2 separate regions of the Homo sapiens genome follow, and region 1 is linked to region 2. Evidence: chromatin contacts called from ENCODE POLR2A ChIA-PET data. All regions are on one chromosome and are shown on one strand. Each heading gives the region's core, a stretch centred on a gene start or an enhancer-like site at or near the end of the contact. The rest is flanking DNA. Distances are from core to core; before and after follow the strand shown. Region 1 overlaps VMP1 (vacuole membrane protein 1). Region 2 overlaps VMP1 (vacuole membrane protein 1).

Evidence for each region. ChIA-PET counts read pairs that join two places held with the same protein, here RNA polymerase II (POLR2A).
Region 1: POLR2A ChIA-PET joins it to region 2 with 10 read pairs in IMR-90. The contact joins two enhancer-like sites. POLR2A ChIA-PET finds 5 or more read pairs at or near these places in 15 of 52 experiments (AG04449, Caco-2, HCT116 and 11 more).

What each region holds. Positions count from the first base shown.
Region 1 is chr17:59,835,688-59,841,659 of GRCh38, forward strand. It overlaps VMP1 (vacuole membrane protein 1), which reads left to right. Exons shown (of 12, transcript NM_030938.5): 11 at 2,608-2,710; 12 at 4,081-5,972. The coding sequence ends at 4,224. It overlaps MIR21 (microRNA 21), which reads left to right and starts at 5,579; the gene lies at 5,579-5,650. RefSeq lists enhancers at 1,523-1,982, 1,564-3,901, 1,728-2,927, 2,433-3,162, 4,625-5,354. Within about 2 kb of position 2,069, at least 31 of the 41 ENCODE cell types and tissues checked have a DNase peak (open chromatin) inside an H3K27ac peak, as active enhancers do.
Region 2 is chr17:59,727,588-59,733,272 of GRCh38, forward strand. VMP1 (vacuole membrane protein 1) reads left to right here. Exons shown (of 12, transcript NM_030938.5): 2 at 3,834-3,935. The coding sequence starts at 3,860. Among named protein-coding and RNA genes, the nearest start is that of VMP1, 23 kb to the left of the region's middle. Within about 2 kb of position 1,989, at least 3 of the 41 ENCODE cell types and tissues checked have a DNase peak (open chromatin) inside an H3K27ac peak, as active enhancers do.

The DNA.
Region 1 (5,972 bases), core at 819-3,318, 110 kb after region 2:
CCATATTGGTCAGGCTGGTCTCGAACTCCCGACCTCAGGTGATCCGCCCGCCTCGGCCTCCCAAAGTGCTGGGATTACAGGCATGAGCCACTGCTCCCGGCCACATAAATTTGCAGTTTTCAAAGTCAACCTTTTTGTGCATATATTTATATACACAAAAATACATATATTTAATTATATATATTTAATATATTAAATATTTAAAATATTTTATATATTTGTTATATTCATGTCATTTATTTCTAGTCTAAATGGATGAGCTATTTGCATTCCCACCTGTAATATATAAGGAAAGATTACTAGTCTGCCTCCCTAATATAAGTCTGCTTAAAAGTCAGGGCCAGGAGCGGTGGCTCAGTGAGAGGCTAGTCTGAAGGTAATGAGTTTTCTCGATTGTTCACAGCATCTTTTATGTCTGTCACAGGTCTTCTAGTCTGATCAGTGCAGTATTCACATTTATTATATATGTCTGTTCAGGCCTTTTGTACCTCCTTCAGTATTCATTAAAGAATCTTTTTTTTATTTTTTTATTTTTATTTTTATTTATTTATTTATTTTTTTGAGGCAGGGTCTCTGTCACCGAGGCTGGAGTACAGTGCAGCCCTGAGCTTCCTGGGCTCTCACTGTAGCCTCCTGAGTAGCAGGGACTACAGGCACATGCCACCATTCTCAGCTCATTTTTGTATTTTTTGTAGAGACAGGGTTTCACCATGTTTCCCAGGATGGTATTGAACTCCTGGGCTCAAGCCATCCTCCCATCTTGGCCTCCCAAAGTGCTGGGATTACAAGCGTGAGCCACCACACATGGCCTAGAGGACCTTTTTAACAACTTCACCCCTCACTGATCTCTCTTTTCTCCCTCCAATTCCTTCGGTATATATCTTCTGTACCAAAAACTTTAATATTGAATTGTAAATTATTTTGTTCACAGATCAGTTCGTGTGTGTGTGTGCGCACACATGTGTGCGCATCTGCCTATGTTTTGAATCCAAATCCCCATAAATGATTTTAAGTTCCTTGTGGGCAGTTTGGTTTTTTTTTTTTTTGGCTTTTTTCCCAGCAAAAGGAATCAATTAAGTATTTGGTGACTGATAGATAAAAAGGATTAAAGAAAAGAATCAGCCAGAAGTTAGGGATATGTTAGCATCTGATAAAATATAATAGCAAAAACTCTTCTATTCCTGCTTTTTGTTATAAAAAGCAGCAAGGAATTGTTCTAGAAAAGAAGTGAAGGCCAGTCGCGGTGGCTCACACCTGTAATCCCAGCACTTTGGGAGGCCGAGGAAGGGGGATCACGAGGTCAGGAGTTCAAGACCAGCCTGGCAAAGATGGTGAAACCCCATCTCTACTAAAAATACAAAAAAAAATAGCCAGGCATGGTGACAAGCGCCTGTAATCCCAGCTACTTGGGAGGCTGAGGCAGGAGAATCACTTGAACCCTGGAGGTAGAGGTTGCAGTGAGCCGAGATCAGGCCATTGCACTCCAGCCTGGGGGACAGAGTGAGACTCTGTCTCAAAAAAAAAAAAGTGAAGTGAAGTGAATTTGAGTCAGTGTACTTAATAGGACAAGCATTAGGCAGTGTTGCAAGTACATATCGGAATCTCTTTGGCTGGCTCTAAGAAAGAGTTTGAACTTATTTACCTCCTTAGCCCTATGTAACAGGTAAGAAACTAAAAGGTACAGAAAATAGAGATGTTTGATTTTTCTAAGTTGCCCCAAGCTACCGTTTTTAAAAACGCCTGCAAGCATGTCTAAAACAGGAGCCTGTTAGCTACAGTTGCCAAACCGGTTTAACAGCACTGCCTCCATGTATTCTGGGTAAGAAGGAGCTCCGAGTACATAAATTTATCAAAGATCACTATCCCAATCATCTCAGAACAAGCTGTTACTAATGTACTGGAGTTTCTGTGCAAACTGTCTACCATAAACCATGAAAGGATTCAAAGTTCATAGTTCCTTCTTTGTTCCTTTGTTAATCACTGACTTCTGACTAGTGGGAGGTGCCTCCCAAGTTTGCTAATGCATTCTTTTTGGATAAGGATGACGCACAGATTGTCCTAATAAGGACTTAGATTGAGAAAGACCGCCCCCTCTGAGAAGAGGGGACAAGTCAGAGAGAGGGCGGGCAGTTTCTTTTTTAACTAGGGATGACACAAGCATAAGTCATTTCCTTATTAATTGGTTCAAACCAGTTCTTACAGGAACTAGTGGTGATAAATGTGGGACTTCTGAGAAGTCATTCATTTTATTCTTTGTGCCATACCAGAGTACAGTATCAGCTGAGCTGACCTTACTCTGAGGACTAACTCTTTTGCTGGAAGCGGTTTCTGATTTACAGCTCTTGGTTTCTCCCAGACATGTTGGTGGGAGAGATTTTGGTTTTTAAGGGGTTGTTAGATGGAGTAAATTTTCTTTTTTTTTTTTTTTTTTTTTAACTAAAAAGGGGTCACAGAATTTCAGCAGTTCTCTGATTTTTATATTTTATTCCTCTTCCTATCCAATCCCTGCCTTTTGAGTCCAGGTGGTAAGTACATTTTCTTTAACGTTTTTCCTGCTTTTCTTCCCAAATGTGTCTTTTTCTTTGGGCTACTGTACCCTGCTTCCAGTGCTGTCCCCGGCATAGGTCCATCTCTGCAGAAGCCATTTCAGGAGTACCTGGAGGCTCAACGGCAGAAGCTTCACCACAAAAGCGAAATGGGCACACCACAGGTAAGACTTTAATCCGGTTTCTTCTCCCCTCTGGGAAGTTTCGGGCTGAAATTACATTCACAGCTCTCACTCACATTTTTAGGCAAATAAGTGAAGTTGGTTTGCCAGTGTTCCTTGACAGAAGTTGAGCGTCTGTGTATGCTCTACTGGGAAATTTGTCTTTGTCTTAGACTAGAAAGTGTAACTTCTGTACATCTTCTCCTAAAAACAAGGGTAGAGCCAATGGAAAGTAATGGTTCTGTTACATAGAATGAGTTGTTGCCTTGATCTTAAATGATGTATTGGTAGATATACTTCCCAAGTGGATTAAAAAGTTAAAACTTACAGCATAACAAAGTATTAGACTTACTGAGGTGACTTGAATATCTCCTTTTGATTTTCACTCTATTTTTCTTTTCACCCATGGGAAAATGATAATTTTTTAATAAACCAAGGCTCTTACCATAGCTGAACTTTAAAACTTAGACTGTCTTTTCTGTAAACGATTCTGAGGCAAAGGGAAATGACTAGAAGAGGATGAGTAAACAATAACCTGAAATGGGAAACTCGAGGGAAGCACAGGTTTTTTTTGTTTTGTTTTGTTTGGTTCGTTTTTTGTTCTTTGGGGTTTTTTTGAGACAGAATTTCGCTCTCGTTGCCCAAGTTGGAGTGCAATGGCGCGATCTTGGCTCACTGCAACCTCCGCCTCCCGGGTTCAAGCGATTCTCCTGCCTCAGCCTCCCAAGTAGCTGTGATTCCAGGCACGTGCCACCACACCAGCTAATTTTTTGTATTTTAATAGAAACAGGGTTTCACCGTGTTAGCCAGGCTGGTCTCAAACTGACCTCAGATGATCCGCCCGCCTTGGCCTCCCAAAGTGCTGGGATTACAGATGTGAGCCACCGCGCCCGGCCAGAGCACTGTTTTTTTTAATGGCCTTGCACTCTTCTTATGGACCTTTGCTGCCCTCAGTTGACCAAACATGACATCAGAAACAGATACATTTGTGTGTTTTAAAAACAGCTCCTAATACTGGAACAAAAATATTTAACTGTCTTGACAATACTCATGAGTATCTGCATGGCGACTTCAGAGTTGAGTTTAATCAAAGAGTTTATTCTTAGGTCCTAGTAGAAGAGCTAACCTCACACTCATCCCATTCTAAACTATGTGATTCAACACTGATTTTACATCCAACAAAGTGAAATCTTGATAGTTGGGTGTAAAAAGGAGAGTAATGGAGATTTCAGAGTAGTTGGGGTTGCTTACTTTTCATTTTTAATTCTTTAGGTTTTGTAAGTTACACACTTCAAGCATTATAGATGATCCTCTTTTTACTACTGAACTAATGAAGCCTTTTTCATTGCATTGTTCTGCATTTATTTCTACAGGGAGAAAACTGGTTGTCCTGGATGTTTGAAAAGTTGGTCGTTGTCATGGTGTGTTACTTCATCCTATCTATCATTAACTCCATGGCACAAAGTTATGCCAAACGAATCCAGCAGCGGTTGAACTCAGAGGAGAAAACTAAATAAGTAGAGAAAGTTTTAAACTGCAGAAATTGGAGTGGATGGGTTCTGCCTTAAATTGGGAGGACTCCAAGCCGGGAAGGAAAATTCCCTTTTCCAACCTGTATCAATTTTTACAACTTTTTTCCTGAAAGCAGTTTAGTCCATACTTTGCACTGACATACTTTTTCCTTCTGTGCTAAGGTAAGGTATCCACCCTCGATGCAATCCACCTTGTGTTTTCTTAGGGTGGAATGTGATGTTCAGCAGCAAACTTGCAACAGACTGGCCTTCTGTTTGTTACTTTCAAAAGGCCCACATGATACAATTAGAGAATTCCCACCGCACAAAAAAAGTTCCTAAGTATGTTAAATATGTCAAGCTTTTTAGGCTTGTCACAAATGATTGCTTTGTTTTCCTAAGTCATCAAAATGTATATAAATTATCTAGATTGGATAACAGTCTTGCATGTTTATCATGTTACAATTTAATATTCCATCCTGCCCAACCCTTCCTCTCCCATCCTCAAAAAAGGGCCATTTTATGATGCATTGCACACCCTCTGGGGAAATTGATCTTTAAATTTTGAGACAGTATAAGGAAAATCTGGTTGGTGTCTTACAAGTGAGCTGACACCATTTTTTATTCTGTGTATTTAGAATGAAGTCTTGAAAAAAACTTTATAAAGACATCTTTAATCATTCCAAAATTGTGTCCGTTTTCTTGAGCGTTTTGATTTTTTACTTTTAGCTTATACCAGCTGAATGGCAGCCTTGCCTAATCCACCTACAACAAGAATTTCTTAAGCTTTCTTTTATTTGCATGAGAGAGCCACTACCAAGGCATGTTTTGTTATGCTGAAACTGGGCTGCTGCATACTGCTAAATGGCACCTCTGGGATTGGCCTACCTGGGGATTTCTTGGTTTGTGAAAACAGGAGAGGAGAAATATCTCATACAAGTGAAAGGATACTGGAGAGAGAAATTACCCATTTCTAAAAAAAAACCACACTCTGTCGTATCTGTGTTAATGTTTTCTAGCATGTACTCTGGTTTCAACAGACACAAATTTATATGTTAACCCAGTTTTCTTGCCGTTCTGTAAGTGTTTTATTCTTAGTGTGATTTTTTTCCATTGGGATGTTTTTGATTGAACTTGTTCATTTTGTTTTGCTTGGGAGGAAAATAAACAATTTTACTTTTTTCCTTTAGGAGCATTATGAGCATTATGTCAGAATAGAATAGAATTGGGGTTCGATCTTAACAGGCCAGAAATGCCTGGGTTTTTTTGGTTTGTTTTTGTTTTTGTTTTTTTATCAAATCCTGCCTGACTGTCTGCTTGTTTTGCCTACCATCGTGACATCTCCATGGCTGTACCACCTTGTCGGGTAGCTTATCAGACTGATGTTGACTGTTGAATCTCATGGCAACACCAGTCGATGGGCTGTCTGACATTTTGGTATCTTTCATCTGACCATCCATATCCAATGTTCTCATTTAAACATTACCCAGCATCATTGTTTATAATCAGAAACTCTGGTCCTTCTGTCTGGTGGCACTTAGAGTCTTTTGTGCCATAATGCAGCAGTATGGAGGGAGGATTTTATGGAGAAATGGGGATAGTCTTCATGACCACAAATAAATAAAGGAAAACTAAGCTGCATTGTGGGTTTTGAAAAGGTTATTATACTTCTTAACAATTCTTTTTTTCAGGGACTTTTCTAGCTGTATGACTGTTACTTGACCTTCTTTGAAAAGCATTCCCAAAATGCTCTA
Region 2 (5,685 bases), core at 739-3,238:
TATTAATATTTGTATCCTCAGTGCCCATTGGAGACCCCCGAACTTTTAAAATGAGAGCTGAATGAACAACACTGGCATCACTGATACAATAACAATGAGGCATGTGCTGTGAAGTTGTTTTTTATAGTTTAGGCATTTTGTACGTTTATTACCTCCTACTCTTTTGATGTATTGGTATTTATAGTCACACATGCATGCGTATCAACAAACATACACATGCATACATAGATTATTTCATCTACACATCAATCATTTGAAAGTGGCAATTATTGTCCTCATTTTGTGAATCCAAACAATGAAGGACTAAAGAAAATGAAACTTTGCTTAAGATCACACAACTAATCAGTGGCAAATCTGGGATCAAATCCAGATTTTTCAGATTTTAAATCTTATGATTGTCTACTTAAGGCTATCTATACTAATAGAAACCTATATTTTATTTCTTGATGTGTTTATTTGCTTATTCAGCATTGAAGACAACAAAACAAAGGTATACACAAATGGATTGTATCTTAAAAAGGAGAATATTACAGTGATGAATGTGTGCTTTTTTTTCTAGTGATTTTTATAGGCTTTCACTTGTTTTCCTTTATGAGGCATAAATTTTGAAAATAGTTACAATAGTTAGAGTTTAGACAAGGAATAAATTAGCACCAGCTATCAAACTACAGGAAGATTGGACCCATGACCATATCATATTCTGATCAGCTAAATATAAATCTAGCATGACTCTTGGCACATACAAAGTGTTCAGTTAGTATTTGTTCAGTGAATAGGTAAACAAACCTTATACAAGCATCTTATCAAGTGACTTCATGAATTTTCTTTCTTAATAATATAACCCCCTAACTCATATATCTGACTTTGAATTCTAAATTGTCACTGAATCCGCTCATAAAATATAAAAATTTGAGCCACTTGGCCATGAGAATACTCCTAATACTCTTGGGTCTTCTATTAAATATAGAGACGCGTGGGTAGTGGCTCATGCCTGGAATCCCACCACTTTGGGAAGCTGGGGCAGGAGGATCGCTTCAGGCCAGGAGTTCGAGACCAGCCTGGGCAACATAACTAAATGAATGAATGAATAAATGAGATTATTTATTTATTTATTTATTTATAATCTATGAATATATTATTCATATGTATTCATAACATATATTTCCTATGAATATTTGGAAGTTTGGATAGTTCCTGCTGGTGACTATTCTTAAACAGCTTTATTGAAACATAATTCACATATCATATAATTCACCCATTTAAACGGTATATTCACATCTATGCAACTATCAAAACAATTTTAGAACATTATCATCACCCCAGAAAAAAACTCACAACTCATTGGCAGCTACTCCCCATTTTTCTCCAGCTCATCTGCTAATCCACTTTCTGTTATCATGGATATGCATATTCTGGAAATTTCATATAAATGGGAATCATAACAAGTAGTCTTTTGTGACTGACTTCTTTCACTTAGCATATTTTCAGACTCCATTGATGCAGTAGTATGTATTACTACTTTATTTCTTTTTATGGCTAATATTTCATTGTTTGGGTATACCATATACCGTATTTCCTATATCCATTCATCAGTTGATAAGACATTTGGGTTATAGGCTGGGCGCAGTGGCTCACGCCTGTAATCCCAGCACTTTGTGAGGCCGAGGCAGGCAGATCACAAGGTCAGGAGTACAAGACCAGCCTAACCAACATGGTGAAACCCCGTCTCTACTAAAAATACAAAAATTAGCCAGGCATGGTGGCGGGCACCTGTAATCCCAGTTACCTGGGAGGCTGAGGCAGGAGAACCACTTGAACTCGGGAGGCAGAGGTTGCAGTGAGCCAAGATCATGCCACTGCACTCCAGCCTGAGCGACAGAGACTCCATCTCAAAAAAAAAAAAAAAAAAACCTTTGGTCTGTTAACAGTGTCACTATGAACATTCCTGAATTGCTGAGTCATATGGTAACTGTATTTTACCTTTTGAGGAACTGACAGATTGTTTTCCAAAGCAGCTGAACTCTTTTGCATTCCCACCAGCAGTTCCGATTTCTCCACATCCTCACTAACACTTGTTATTATTATCTTTTTTTTGTTTCTTTTTTTTTTTTTTTTGAGACAGAGTCTTGTTCCTGTCACCCAGGCTGGAGCGCAATGGCACGATCTTGGCTCACTGCAACCTCCGCCTCGGGGGTCCAAGCGATTCTCCTGCCTCAGCCTCCCGAGTAGCTGGGATTACAGCCACCCACCACCACGCCAGGCTAATTTTTGTATTTTTAGTAGAGACGGGGTTTCACCATGTTGCGCAGGCTAGTCTTGAACTCCTGACCTCACTATCTGCCTGCCTTGGCCTCCCAAAGTGCTGGGATTACAGGCGTGAGCCACTGCGCCTGGTCTATTATCTGTCTTTTACTATAACCATCCTAACAGGTATGAGATTGTATCTCATTGTGGTTTAATTTGCATTTCCTTGATGGCTAAAGATGTTAGACATCTTTTTATGTGCTTATTAGCAATTTGTGTATCTTTGGAGAAATATCTGTGCAGCTCCTCTGTCCGTTTATTAATTGGATTATTTGCTTTTTATTACTGAGTTGTAAGAGTTTGCAGGCCCGATACACGCTTCTTATGAAATATATGTGATTTGTAAATACTTTCTCCTGTGGGTTGTATTTATTTTCACTTTCTTTTTTTTTTTGAAGCAGGGTCTCCCTTTTGCCCAGGCTGTAATGCAGTGGTACAATCATACCTCAGTGTAGCCTTTCACTCCTGAGCCCAAGCAATCCTCCCACCTCAGCCTCCTGAGCAACTAGAACTACAGGCATGGGTCATCACTCCTGGCTAATTTATTTATCTTATGTAGGATGGGATCTCACTGTGTAGTCCAGGCTGGGCTCAAACTCCTGACCTCAAGTGATCATCCTGCCTTGGTCTCCCAAAGTGCTGGGATTATAGGCATGAGCCACTGCACCCGGCCCCAGTTGTCTTTTTATAAGTGTCTGGGCAAGTTTTAATATTGTATTAAGGACTCAGCATTTATTGTATTAAGGACTCAGCATTTTAGCCTTTTATTGAAGTGATGTGCTTTTTGAGTAGAAAGTTTTGCTTTACTAACACCTGAAGAATGATACAATCACAGGCAATCTGGTTTTTATATGTTGTATTACATTAAAGTAAAAGCACTGATACCTGTAGTATGAAATGAAGCATGTTATAAATAAAGTACATTTAACTATCTTAAACATTTCAAGTTTGGTTTTTTTTTTTGCCCATATCATTTTATTCAGTAGAATTGTTTCCTAAATAAAACTGGTCTATGATCTTAGATTTATGTATCAACAGTTGCAGCATCTTTTGTAGTATATTCTATTTTTATATAATAATGTTAAAGGGAATATGAAAGAAAACTGTAAAAAGGTAAAATGATAAGATTAATTTTGAGTACACAGTAGTATGATATTTAATTGTAAATTAGAAGGAGTTAGACTTTATAGTGTGTTAACATTTGGAGTTACTAGTGCTTGATATCCTCCTTCTGTGGACAGATTACCTCCAAATTTCAATCTGGAAGATCCCTGAAATAACTACTAGGAAAAGGTTTACAACTATATGGCTTTTATATTTTTACTATTTGTATTAGAATATCTATATAAATTGTTCAATAGAATAACTAAATTGTTCAAATTTTGGTTATAAAAGAAAAAAAGTGTAAACACATCATACATATCATGTGGCTTATTACTGTGATGTTATTCCTGTATTCAGTTTTATTCAGTCACAGCTACACAGCAGAAGTTTGTAATGTATTGCTGGATTTTATTTTGCTGTATTAGCTCCTCAAGAGTTACTGATCTATGAAATGGCAGAGAATGGAAAAAATTGTGACCAGAGACGTGTAGCAATGAACAAGGAACATCATAATGGAAATTTCACAGGTAAATTTTGATGGTTTGCAGGGAGGAGTGCTATGGGTTTAAATGATATACTTTTCATTGGAATAAAATAGAGATATATTACTTCTTTTATTTTTAATCTTATATTATCTTCTTAGTAAATTAAATTATGGGTCAGTCAGGGCCTGTAAGGTGATATTTCACAGTGATGGCAGAAGGAGCCTGGCCACAATCACATAAACAGTGTTCCAAGTACAAGATTATTACTTGTTAATCTTATAGTATGGTCAGTGTTTATTTGGCTTTGCTCAGTGCTCAATTTTATTGTGCTATTTTGTAATTCTAGAAGTAGATTATAAACTTACTACACTGTTCTTAAATATACAGTTATCAAAAAAGTTAGAATGTGAATATTATTTAAAAATTTATTTTAAAATTATCGTTTGAGATGAATAAACTCATATTTTAACCAAATTGGAATTTGTGGTAAATTTCAGTGTATTTGACTCCTGTTTATACAGTTACCCTGAAAATGATGACTTTTATTAATATGGATGATTTAAGTAGAAACTTTCCTTCATGCATTTAAAGGAAAATGAAAAAAAAGTTTTACTTTTGTTGTAATCATACTTTTTTTTTAGCTTTTGAATTGTTTGACATCTCAAACACATGGCAAATAATACTCTAGTGTGGTAATATTTTCACAGCAATCCTCTACTTTTAGAGGAAGTGCAAGGAATCTGAAATAGTAGTTTTCATTTGTTTGTTTGTTTGTTTGCTTTTTGAGACGGAATCTCACTCTGTCACCAGGCTGGAGTGCAATGGTGCGATCTTGGCTCACTGCAACCTCCGCCTCCCAGGTTCAAGCAATTCTGCCTCAGCCTCCCGAGTAGCTGGAATTAAAGGCATGCGCCACCACGCCCAGCCAATTTTTGTATTTTTAGTAGAGATGGGATTTCACCATGTTGGCCAGGGTGGTCTTGAACTCCTGACCTCGGGTGATCCACCCACCTTGGCCTCCCAAAGTGCTGGGATTACAGGCATGAGCCACCGCGCCCGGCCTCATTTGTTTGTTAATCACCATATTGCCTTGCAGAGGACATTTTGCAGCACTGATCTGACTTTTGGGTTACTTTGGTTGTCAGTAAACTTGGCAATTTCACCAAGAGTTTCAGGATTCAGAGATGGGCATTGCATACATCATAGTGTCTTCCCATTAGGAGCTTTTGTGTGCTATTTTTTTCTTTCCTTTTAGAGAGCACATACATTTGTATATTCTTCCTCTTCTGCTCACCCCATTGGAATTTAAAATTAACATTAGCATGTCAAACTTACTCTTCTGTACCAGGTGTTTTTTAATATTTTAGAGATTATGCTATAACTGTACATGAAAAACTGATTCTTAGGCTGGGCGTGGTGATTCACGCCTGTAATCCCAACACTTTGGGAGGCCAAGGCGGAAGGATCTCTTGAGCCCAGGAGTTTGAGACCAGCCAGGACAACACAGGGAAACCTCATCTCTGCAAAAGATTTTAAAAATTTGCTGGATGTGATCGTATGCGCCTGTAGTTCTAGCTAGCTACTCAAGTTCTAGCTAGCTACTGGAAAGACTGAGGTGAGAGTATCGATTTAGCCCACAAGGCTGCAGTGAGCTGCGATCACACCACTGCACTCCAGCCTGGGTGACAGAGCAAGACCCTGTCCCCCAAAAAAAAAAATTTATTCTTTATTATGGCTGCTTAGTTTTTCTTTCCATTGTACGAGTGTGCTGTACTTTAATCACTCTTCTGTC